2 separate regions of the Mus musculus genome follow, and region 2 is linked to region 1. A link is a contact called in ENCODE Hi-C or POLR2A ChIA-PET data. All regions are on one chromosome and are shown on one strand. Each heading gives the region's core, a stretch centred on a gene start or an enhancer-like site at or near the end of the contact. The rest is flanking DNA. Distances are from core to core; before and after follow the strand shown. Region 1 holds the start of Ocm (oncomodulin). Region 2 holds the start of Lmtk2 (lemur tyrosine kinase 2).

Region 1 (5,056 bases), core at 1,237-3,736:
GCATCCACAAGCCTGGTGTCCGTCTGTAACTCTGGCTCAGACATATACATACAGAGAAATGGTTAAGGAAAGTGAACGTGGCAGGGGCAAGGTCACGAGACGGAGAGACTAGCGCCAGACTAGGGTGCCAAGTGAGCTCGAGGCGGATATGGGTAACTCATGGAGAGACCCCGTCTCAAAGTTAAAAGTGAACAAAGGGGCTGACACCATAGCTCAGTGGTAAAGCACCTGCCTAGGATCTCCCAGCAAGTTGGAGGCGTAGCTCAATATTAGAGTGCTTCATAGGAGCCCCACCTCTCTTAAGGTACTGAAGGCATTGCTCACGGGTAGAGTACTGGTGTAGCATGCACAAAACCATAGGTTCAATCCTCAGTAACACATGCTCACGTGCACATGCACACATTCACACACAACTAGAGACTGAATGTGTTCAACAACAGCACTTCCGGTCTCACAACCCAGAATCTAGGAAAAGCGTGGCAAGGCGTTGACAGGGATGCTGTCTCCTTGGTTTATGGACGGACAACCTCACTGTCACTCTCTCCTTCCTTATAGGGCCTTCCCTCTGGCTGCACACACGTCCCTGGCTTCCCTGAGTGTCCTTGTTTCTTTACTTTCTTTTTAAATTTCTGAAACCTTATCTGGTCATTTTATGTATACAGGTGTTTTGCATGCATGCCTGTGTGCACACACAAGTATCCATCACATGTGTGCGTGGTACCCACTGAGCATCTCTTCAGTTCCCTAGTCTCTCTTTATGAGGACGCCCATCAAATTGCATGTGTGTGCATGTGCGTGTGCGTGTGCGAGTGCATTGGTGCACGTGTAGAAGTCAGAGGAGAACTTGCAGGATCTGTATTCTTCTACCATGTGGGTTCTGAGGTGTGAACCCAGACACCCGGCGTGTCGGCAAACACCTTCACCTACAGAGCCATCTTGTTGACTCTTCAGCCTCATTTTAACTTCATGATCCTTTTAAAGGCCAAATATAGTCACATTCTCAGGTTCTGGACAATGGAGCCTCAACATGGAGGGGGCACAGTGTAGTCTTTCATGTTGCAGCAGCGTTAACATGATGCTGCAAACAGAGTGGTTTAAAATAACAGATGTGGACTGGGGATGCAGCAGCCAGTTGACAGAGTGCTTGCCCAGCATGCATGGCGCCCTAAGGTCCATCCTGGCTACATATAAACCAGGCACAGAGGTGCACACCTGTAATCCCAAAACATTAGAGATAGAAACAGGAGGACTGGGTATCCCATATCACTCTTGGCTACAGAGTGAGTTGGAGGCCAGCCTAGGATATCTGAGACTTTGTATTAATTATTTAACAGACATGTATTGCCCTTGCAGTTCTGGAGCCTTACAGACATGAGGACCTGAATTCCATCACTAGACCCCACATTGGACAAAACAAAACAGCTGGGTAAGGTACACCATGCTTTTAATCCCAGCACTGGGGAGGCAGAGACAGGAGGATCTAGACTATTTAATGAGTACCAGGCCATCAAGAGACCATCTTAAGAAAAGGGGAGGAGTTGAAGAGATGGCTTAGCAGTGACCAGTACTTCCTGCTCTTGCAGAAGATCTGGGTTCAGTTTCCAACACCCATTTGGGACAGCTCTGGGAGATCTGATGCCCTCTGCTGGCCTCTGTGGGTACTTGCATGCACATGGTGCATAGACATATACTCAGCCCCACCCCCACAAAATGTAAAATAAACTATTTAAAAAGAAAAAAAAAGGCAGAAGTAATCCTCTGACTTACACACACACACACACACACACACACACACACACACACACACTACTTTCCTGGAAATCAGAGACTGTACTGGAAAATGCACGTTGGCCTAGACTCATCCCCAAAGCCCAGGACTCTGCGCCCAATCTGTGCCCATAGCTGCAAGTAAAGTACATGTGTTTCTGATGACAACCCGTCAACCAGAGCCCAAGGCTCCCTTCTCCCTCGACACAGTTCCCTCTCAATATGTGATTATGGCACTACCACAGCGAAGAGCAAGACAAAGAAAGGAAGAAAAGAAAAAAAAGAAGGAAGGAGGGAGGGAAGGAAGGAAGGAAGGAAGGAAGGAAGGAAGGAAGGAAGGAGGAAGGAAGGGTAATGGCTATTCCTGGTTGTCAACTTGACTATATCTGGAATGACCTACAATCCAGAATTGGAAGGCTCACCCGTGATCCAGATCTTGAGGCTGGGATATACACATTTCTGATCTGGATCTTGGCATGGAGATCTTGAGGCACAGTGGCCATGAAAAGCTTAGGCCCAGGCAAGGTAGTACACACCATTAGTCCCAGGAGGTAAGTAGATCTTTGAGTTCAGGGTCAGCCTGGGGCAAAGCAAGTCCCAGATCTAGGCGTGGTGATACACACCTTTAATCTGGGCCACACCTTCTGCTGGAGGCCTCCAGAAGGACTTTAGAAGAAGGAAGATTCACTCTTTTTAGCCTGCCTTCATTTACTTGCCAGCACATCTGTTGGAATCTACTTCTACAGAAGACCAGATGAAACAACTAGCCTAGTGGGACCGAGCAACTACTAGATCCTTGGACTTCCAATTCACAGCTGACCACTGTTGGGGAGTTGGACTACAGACTGTAAGTCATCACAATAAATTCCCTCAGTATAGAGAGACATTCCATAAGTTCTGTGGCTCTGGGGAACCCTAATACAGGAAGGAAGGGAAGAAGGAAGAAAGGAAGGAAAGGGAAGGAAAGGGAAGGGAAGGGAAGGGAAGGGAAGGGAAGGGAAGGGAAGGGAAGGGAAGGGAAGGGAAGGGAAGGGAAGGAGGGACAAAGGGAGGGAGGAAGGAAAGACGGAAGAAGAAAGGAAAGAAAGAGAGAAAGAAAAGAAAAAAGATCTCTGCCAATTTGTGGCTTTTGGTGTCCCTCCTGGCCTCTGTTTATGTGAAGGTGTATTTTTACCCAGTTCTAGGCAGAGACCATCGTGGGTTGAGCCTGTTTTACTTACAATTATGTCATGGACATATATACCACTGCAGCCTTCATAGCTGTTATTTTAAGAGCTGGGTACCAAGTCCATCTGGTGATCTGCCGTAATGCACTTTGCCAGTCTTCTACTGTGTGGCCTCTTTTCTTCTCTTTTTTTTTCCTTTAATTTTCTTTTTCTTCCTTCCTTTCTTTCTTCCTTTGCTTTAAAAATTGTATGATTGATTATTACTGTGTGTGTAAATGATGGAGTCAGGGAAGCAACATCTGTCAACCTGTGTGTGGAGGGTAGAGGACAGTTTTATAGAGTCGGTTCTCTCCTTTATGTGGGTTCTAGGGATTGACCTCAGGTCACCAGACCTGTGTGGCAAACACCTGTACCTGCTGAACATCTCACTAGGCTCTCTATTCTTCCTTCCTCCCTCCCTTCCTTCCTTCCTTCCTTTCTTTTTTCTTCCTTCTTTCTTTCCTCCTTCTTCCTAGTACTAGGGATGGAAACCAGGGCTCACATATGCTAAGGAAATATTCTACCACTGAGCAAAGCCCCAGCCCCTTCCTGGGGGATTCTAGGCAGGGGCTCTACCACTGAGCCACACCCCCAGCCCCTCACTGGGGGAGTCTAGGCAGGGGCTCTACCACTGAGCCACACCCCAGCCCCTCACTGGGGGGATTCTAGGCAGGGGCTCTACCACTGAGCCATGCCCCCAGTCCCTCACTGGGGGATTCTAGGCAGGGGCTCTACCACTGAGCCATGCCCCCAGCCCCTCACTGGGGGGTTCTAAGCAGGGGAGTTCTAGGTAGGGGCTCTACCAATGAGCCACATCCCAACCTCTCACTGGGGGATTCTAGGCAGGAGCTCTACAATGGAGTTGCACCCCAGCCTAAGGAGGGAGAAGAGTGGGGGACAGAAATACCATCAGTATATTTCTTGTGAATGAAATCCTCAACAAAATTAAAAAGTTTCAACTAAAAATAGAAAATGGAACTGGAGAGATGTCTTAGTGGTTAGGGGTACTGGCTGCTCTTTCAGAGGACATGGGTTTAATTACCAACACCCACTTGGTAGCTCACAACTCTCTGTAACTGTAGCTCCAGGGGAACCAACACCCTCACACAGACACACATGCAAGCAAAACACCAATGCATATAAATTAAAAATCAATAAACTAAAAAAGAAAACAGCCTCCCAAACAAACCCTTAAACTACCAATGCAGTTCTTAAAAATGTATTACACTGGGGGCTGGAGAGATGGCTCAGCGGTTAAGAGCACTGACTGTTCTTCTGAAGATCCCGAGTTCAAATCCCAGTAACCACATGGTGGCTCACAACCATCCGTAATGAGATCTGACACCCTCTTCTGGAGTGTCTGAAGACAGCTACAGTGTACTTGCATATAATAAATAAATAAGTCTACAAAAAATGTATTACACTTTGAATGTTTTTAAAAGATTTATTTATTTATTTTATGTATGTGAGTACACTGTAGCTGTCTTCAGACACACCAGAAGAGGGCATCAGATCCCATTACAGATGGTTGTTAGCCACCATGTGGTTGCTGGGACTTGAACTCAGGACCTCTGGAAGAGCAGTCAGTGCTCTTCTTAACTGCTGAGCCATCTCTCCATCCCACTTTAAATTTCTTTTTTAAAGATTTATTTATTTTTACGTGCATTGATGTTTTGCCTGCATATATATCTGTGTGAGGGTGCTGGGTGCCCTGGAACTGGAGTTACAGGCAGTTGTGAACTGCATGTGTGGTTGCTGGGAACTGAGCTCGGATACACTAGAAGAGCAGCCAGTGCTTTAGCCGATGAGCCATCTCTCCAGTCCCAGTGTATTACATTTTTATTCACTCATTTTATATGAGTGCACATGTGGAGGTCAGGGGACAACGTGGGGAGCCATTTCTTCCCTTCCATCACAGGGGTCCTGGGGGATGAATTCAGACCATGAGGCTTGGCAGCAGGTGCCTTTACCCAGGAAGCCATCTGTCTGTCTGCCTCTGGGTTTTTTTATTTCATCGTTTTAGAGTGGGTTTGACCAGAGAACTGAAACTGACAGGAAGGCAAACTGCTGCAGAGGGGAGGAAA
Region 2 (5,056 bases), core at 1,384-3,883, 50 kb before region 1:
TACCCTTGATCAAAAAAAAAAAAAAAATGTATCTCCTTGGTTGAGTGCATGTGTGAAACCTTGTGTTCAGTCCCTAGTACAGAAGAGGAAAGGGGGAGGGAAGGAGAGGGAGAAAAAGGAAGAGGGAAGGGGTGAGAAATCTATCCCAGTTGTAATATCAATAAGCTATTTGGACAGAGAAACAATTCCATACATCCATGTTTGATATTTAATAATGCATCATTTACACACAGTTTATACGGCTCCCTCCAAGGATCAAAATAGGAAAGGAAAACGTGCAAAAGACACAAATCACCTGGGCTTCACTTATGTCAAAAACTCATGGGTTTATGTTTTTCAGGTTGCTTTGTTTTACAAGACCTCAATGAACCTCAGCTCTCTGAAATTCCAGCCTATATAAAATAAAATGGTGTGGCAATAGAATAAAATGCAGGGGAGAAAGATAGATAAGCAGATACACTTTCACAAATTATATACACACATATACATATACATGTATATATGTGTATATATATATGTATGCATATGTGTATATATATATATACACACACATATACATACATACATACATACATACATAAACACACACATATATGCCAAAATGCATAAAAATTGATAGGCACAAGAACTACTGGAAGTTTCTGGAATCGCCTTGTCTCTCTCTCTCTCTCTCACACACACACACACACACACACACACACACACTGTATCCACTGTGCTACCTAGTGTTAATTTTCTATTTAAATGTCAATATCCTTACATAGCAACATCACTACCTTTCTATATAATCTTTCCCAGCTTCCCCGGTATTTTCTGCAATGTCCACTCTCATCCTGGTTGACTATCGACTTCTGTCAACATTCAGTTATCTTATCCACTGACTCAGAACACTCAAGTCACCAAAAAGACTTGATTCCGAGGCGATAGCACAAACACAGTGCTACATTATATAGTGTAAGCACACCACTTAATACTCAACTGAAGGGCACTCAATAGCATATAACCTAGGGTAGTTCTGGAAGCCATTACACCTCTTTCATTGTAGATTTTTTTGAAACTCCCATATTGACCGGAGGCAGTTCTGCCCTTAAACCTTGACCTCAGGTGCGTTCCAGAGACAGTTAAGACTTTAAGTAAACTGGGAGGTGGGTGTAGAATCACAAGACAAGGTGAATCAAAGACCTAAGTTTGAATCTAACTACAACTTGGCTGTGTCACCTTGAGTATATCTTTTGATCACCAGGGTTCCAGGATCCTCAAAGCAAAAGATGAAGAAATTGGACTAAATTATCTTTAAGCTTTCTTCCAACCTCTAAAGTTCTTTGAAATGTCAATACCTCCCCCTTCGTTGAAAAAAAAAAAGAAAGAAAGAAAGAAAGCCGTAATGATGGAAAGTTAGCCTAGATTTGTTTTTTTTTCTTAAAATTTCTGAGATGGTTTCTTTGGCTGAAGTTTTATTTATAAACTCCAAATCAAAACTATATGCAGAAAATACAGAAGGGCTGAGAGCTTGAAAAGAGAATCACTCGCTGAAATAGTTCAATTACCCTCAGGCCAATTTGTCAGTGGATACGCAAAAGCTGCTATGCTACTCCAGTCACTAGCTTCCTAAAACAAAATTATGTATCGTTTGTTCCTTTCTCATCCCCAGCGACTCATTCCGAAAAAATAAATAAATAAACAGATAAATAAACCAATAGCCCAACAACCACAGCATCTAAAATCAATTTACAACTTTAGAACAAGTTTCGGTGAGCCAAGGAAACTGCACAGCTTCCGCGAGTCATTGGTTTCATTTAAGGAATGACGAGAAATAAGAAACGGTTCTTATAATAAGACGGGAGAAAAGCCACCAGAGGCAGGTGACATCTGGAAGAAGAAAAAAAAAAAAAAGGAAGTGTCGAGGACAGAAGCTGGAGGTACCTTTAGGGCAACAAGTTTAAGAGTCCGGGAAAAAGAGTCCCCCGGGAGGTAGGGGAACCCATCGCTGCCACCTCGCCCCGCCGTCTTCCCCAACCCCCACCGTGTCGCCGCGCCCCCGCCCCCCATCCCACGCCCCTGCGGCAAGAAATCTCCCTGAGATCGCGGGCATCCCGCGGCCTCCTGCCCTCGGCAGGCCTCCGATCCGCCGCAGAGGTGGCCCAACCCCGCAAGCCCGCCGCCCTCGCCGCCGCCCCGCAAGACGCAGCGGCCCCGCAGCCCCCGGGCTCCGCTCACCTGCACCTGTTTGCGGAAGTGGCGCGGCCCGGGCACAGCCGACCGTCAGGAGCAGGAGCAGCAGGAGCATCGGCGGCGGCGGCGACGCCGGCGGCCCCGGCATCTCGTCCACCGCGCGGTCCCCCACGGGGCCGGCTCTCGGGTCGCCGCCTTCAGTCAGTCGGTCAGCCCTCCGCGCCGCCTCAGCGACACCGGCGCCGGCTGCTTCGGGACACACGTCTCTTTAGCCAAACGTCAACCTTGTTCCTGGTCTGCATCCGCCGCTCTGGCCTCGGAGCCAGCATCATCCTTCCCGCCCGTCAGCGCCGCCACCGCCGCCGCCGCCGCCCCTCAACAGCAGCAACGGCGCCCAGCCTGCGGAGCCGCGGGCCCAGGCAGCCGCGCTCCCGCCGCCATGATGGGCTGCGTCATGTGACGTAGAGCTGAGGCGGGATGCCGGGACCGACACCTGGACCAGCCAATCGTCAATCCATACTGACTCCGGGAGCCCCACCCTCTCAGCCATAGGCGGCAAGGTGGCGATCGGTGCGCCCCCTGCAGACAGAGGAATGAGGCGTGGGCAGCAGGTAACATCGACAATTATTTTAGGAAGATATAAAGAAGTCCATAATAACCCACATAATTTAATCTGGGACTTTTGTCTCTCTTTCTCCTACTTTTTATTTTTCTTTTCTAATTTTTACCAACATGGTTCTCGGTATTTTATCCCCGGTTTTACTTTCTTCATTTTCACTTATCAGAACTTTCTTAGCCTCTTCTTCTTAGGCTGACCCTCATATCAGATAAGCTCTTGAGGAAACGTTGAAATTTTTAAAAATTTTAATTGATCAAGCACAGAATGTTTCTGACTTCACTTACTGACGTAGCAGTGAGCTCAAGCCAGCTCCTCTGCCAAGACAGCCAGCCCTTCCTGCCCCCTCTTGTTCACCTGGCAGATGCGCATCCTTTCATTCGTCAAGACACACCTGGAATATGTATGACTTCATCGATGGCTTCACCCCAATCCCACAAATAACTGAGCATCCACAGCCCCGACCTAGCCCAGCCCTGGGCCGACTGTCATGTTTTATTGTTCCTGTGACTGTAAACCCCTTGAGGACAGCAGCCCTGTCTTGAGTCACCTTGGAGCTCCTCCTGGGTGTTCTCTACTGGAACTGTGCTAGGTGTTGGTGATGGGTGTGAGGAGGGAGCAACTTCCAGGTGAGGTAGAAGATGTCTCAAATGCAATGAAGAGATTGCTTGCCTTGCAAGCTTGAGGGCCTGAATTTGATCCCCAAGAAATCCACATAAAGAAAATCTAACCTTAGTGGACAATGCTTGCTGAAGAGGCAGAAAAAAAGATGGCTCGTAGGACTCGCTGACAAGCCAGACAAACTTGCTAGGTAAGTTTCGGGCCAATAAGAGACCCTGCCTCAAAAACAAAAAGTGGACCCTGACCCCGAGGAAAGACACTCTTCTGGCCTTCACACACACACACACACACACACACACACACACATACATACACAGGGACAGGTGGAGAAAATGCACACACATAAACAAATCACATGCAAACACAAGCAACACATACATCCATGCACACAACACATACATCCATGCACACAACACATACATCCATGCACACATAATAGAAAGGGAGAAAGTGTTTGACTGTAACACAGCTCTGAGCCCCTTCCTTGGGGTTGGGGAGACCACCTTTGCTGACTCTGGGAGTCCAATTTGTGAATAAAAACACCTGAAGAGCTGCCTTGCATCTTATCAGGTGGAACTTTAGCAACTTGCAAGCCCAGAGCTTCACCTGGTTTCCAAACTCCCTCCAAAAACCCATTGTAAACACTTAGCTGTCCGTGGTGCTAACTGACTCAGCCCGGGGCACAGGATGTCTAGGGAATATGTCTGGTGTTGATCGAGGCAAGCCACACTAAAAACCTGAGGAAAGCAGTAGCCGGCCTGTGACACTTGAGCTCAACTCGGCCTCTTCCTGCTGATCTTTCTGGGCAGAGGGGAAGGAAGGCAAAGGTCTAGAGAGGAGGTACAATTGCCCCGCTGTGCGTTGACTTCCATCCGGAAGCTCTACCCACTGCATCCAAGGAAGCCGGGAATTCATGCTCCAACCTGACAAGAGGCTCTGTGAGGAGCAGAGCTGGCTCAGTGAAAGCCCTTCCTCATAATCCTCCTGGTAATTAATCATAATTAAGATGCACCCCAACAACGAGGCATTCTGCGATCACAAAGCAGGTCTTGTTATTATGTGAGCAAGCCCCACAGTTGAAACACACACAAACACACAACTGTTTTCCCCCTCCCGTGGAGCACGGGGTAAGGTACACATTCCTCAGAGGCTGTCTAATGGAAACCTTTACCCCAGCCCCCACCGCACCGCCTCTACCTTTGCCCCGCACTTGTCTCAGAGACTCCTAGTTAGAGAATCTGCAAGACAAACAAAGACTTGCTGGGTTGGTGAGGTTTCACCTCAGAGTCAGGAAACAAAAAAAAACAAAAAAACAAAAAAACAAAAAAAACAAAAAAAGAAGAAGTCAGCTTTTAGCATAAGTTAAACTGAGATTTCCCTGGGCTCGGAATCAATTATAAGTCAGTGGTTCTGTCCCGGTTTGCACTTGTCTGCAGCCTTCTCCAGGTTCTCCTCAGTGCCAAGCCACCGTTCAGAACACCCGACCTCCTGGCATTGTGTGTTCTGCCAGCCAGCCCTGCTAGCGGCTTGCACGCCGAAGGATATGTTTCGCACAGGATGAGTTGCAGCTATGAAGAGGTGGTGCCCTGTGAGCTCAACTCTCATCATATGGGGCATCCAGGAGGGTCCTGAGGAAAGCCATTGGTA

Evidence for each region. Hi-C counts contacts between places; a loop is a spot of excess contacts on that map. ChIA-PET counts read pairs that join two places held with the same protein, here RNA polymerase II (POLR2A).
Region 2: a map of left cerebral cortex shows a loop between it and region 1 (2.2-fold over the local background). The contact joins the promoter of Lmtk2 here to the promoter of Ocm in region 1. A Hi-C loop is called at or near these places in 7 of 37 maps with a recorded cell type or tissue (heart and left cerebral cortex). POLR2A ChIA-PET finds 5 or more read pairs at or near these places in 1 of 5 experiments (Patski).

The regions. Positions count from the first base shown.
Region 1 is chr5:144,048,039-144,053,094 of GRCm38, reverse strand. Ocm (oncomodulin) reads left to right here and starts at 2,486. Exons shown (of 5, transcript NM_033039.3): 1 at 2,486-2,614.
Region 2 is chr5:144,097,938-144,102,993 of GRCm38, reverse strand. It overlaps Lmtk2 (lemur tyrosine kinase 2), which reads right to left and starts at 2,633. Exons shown (of 14, transcript NM_001081109.2): 1 at 2,218-2,633. The coding sequence starts at 2,320.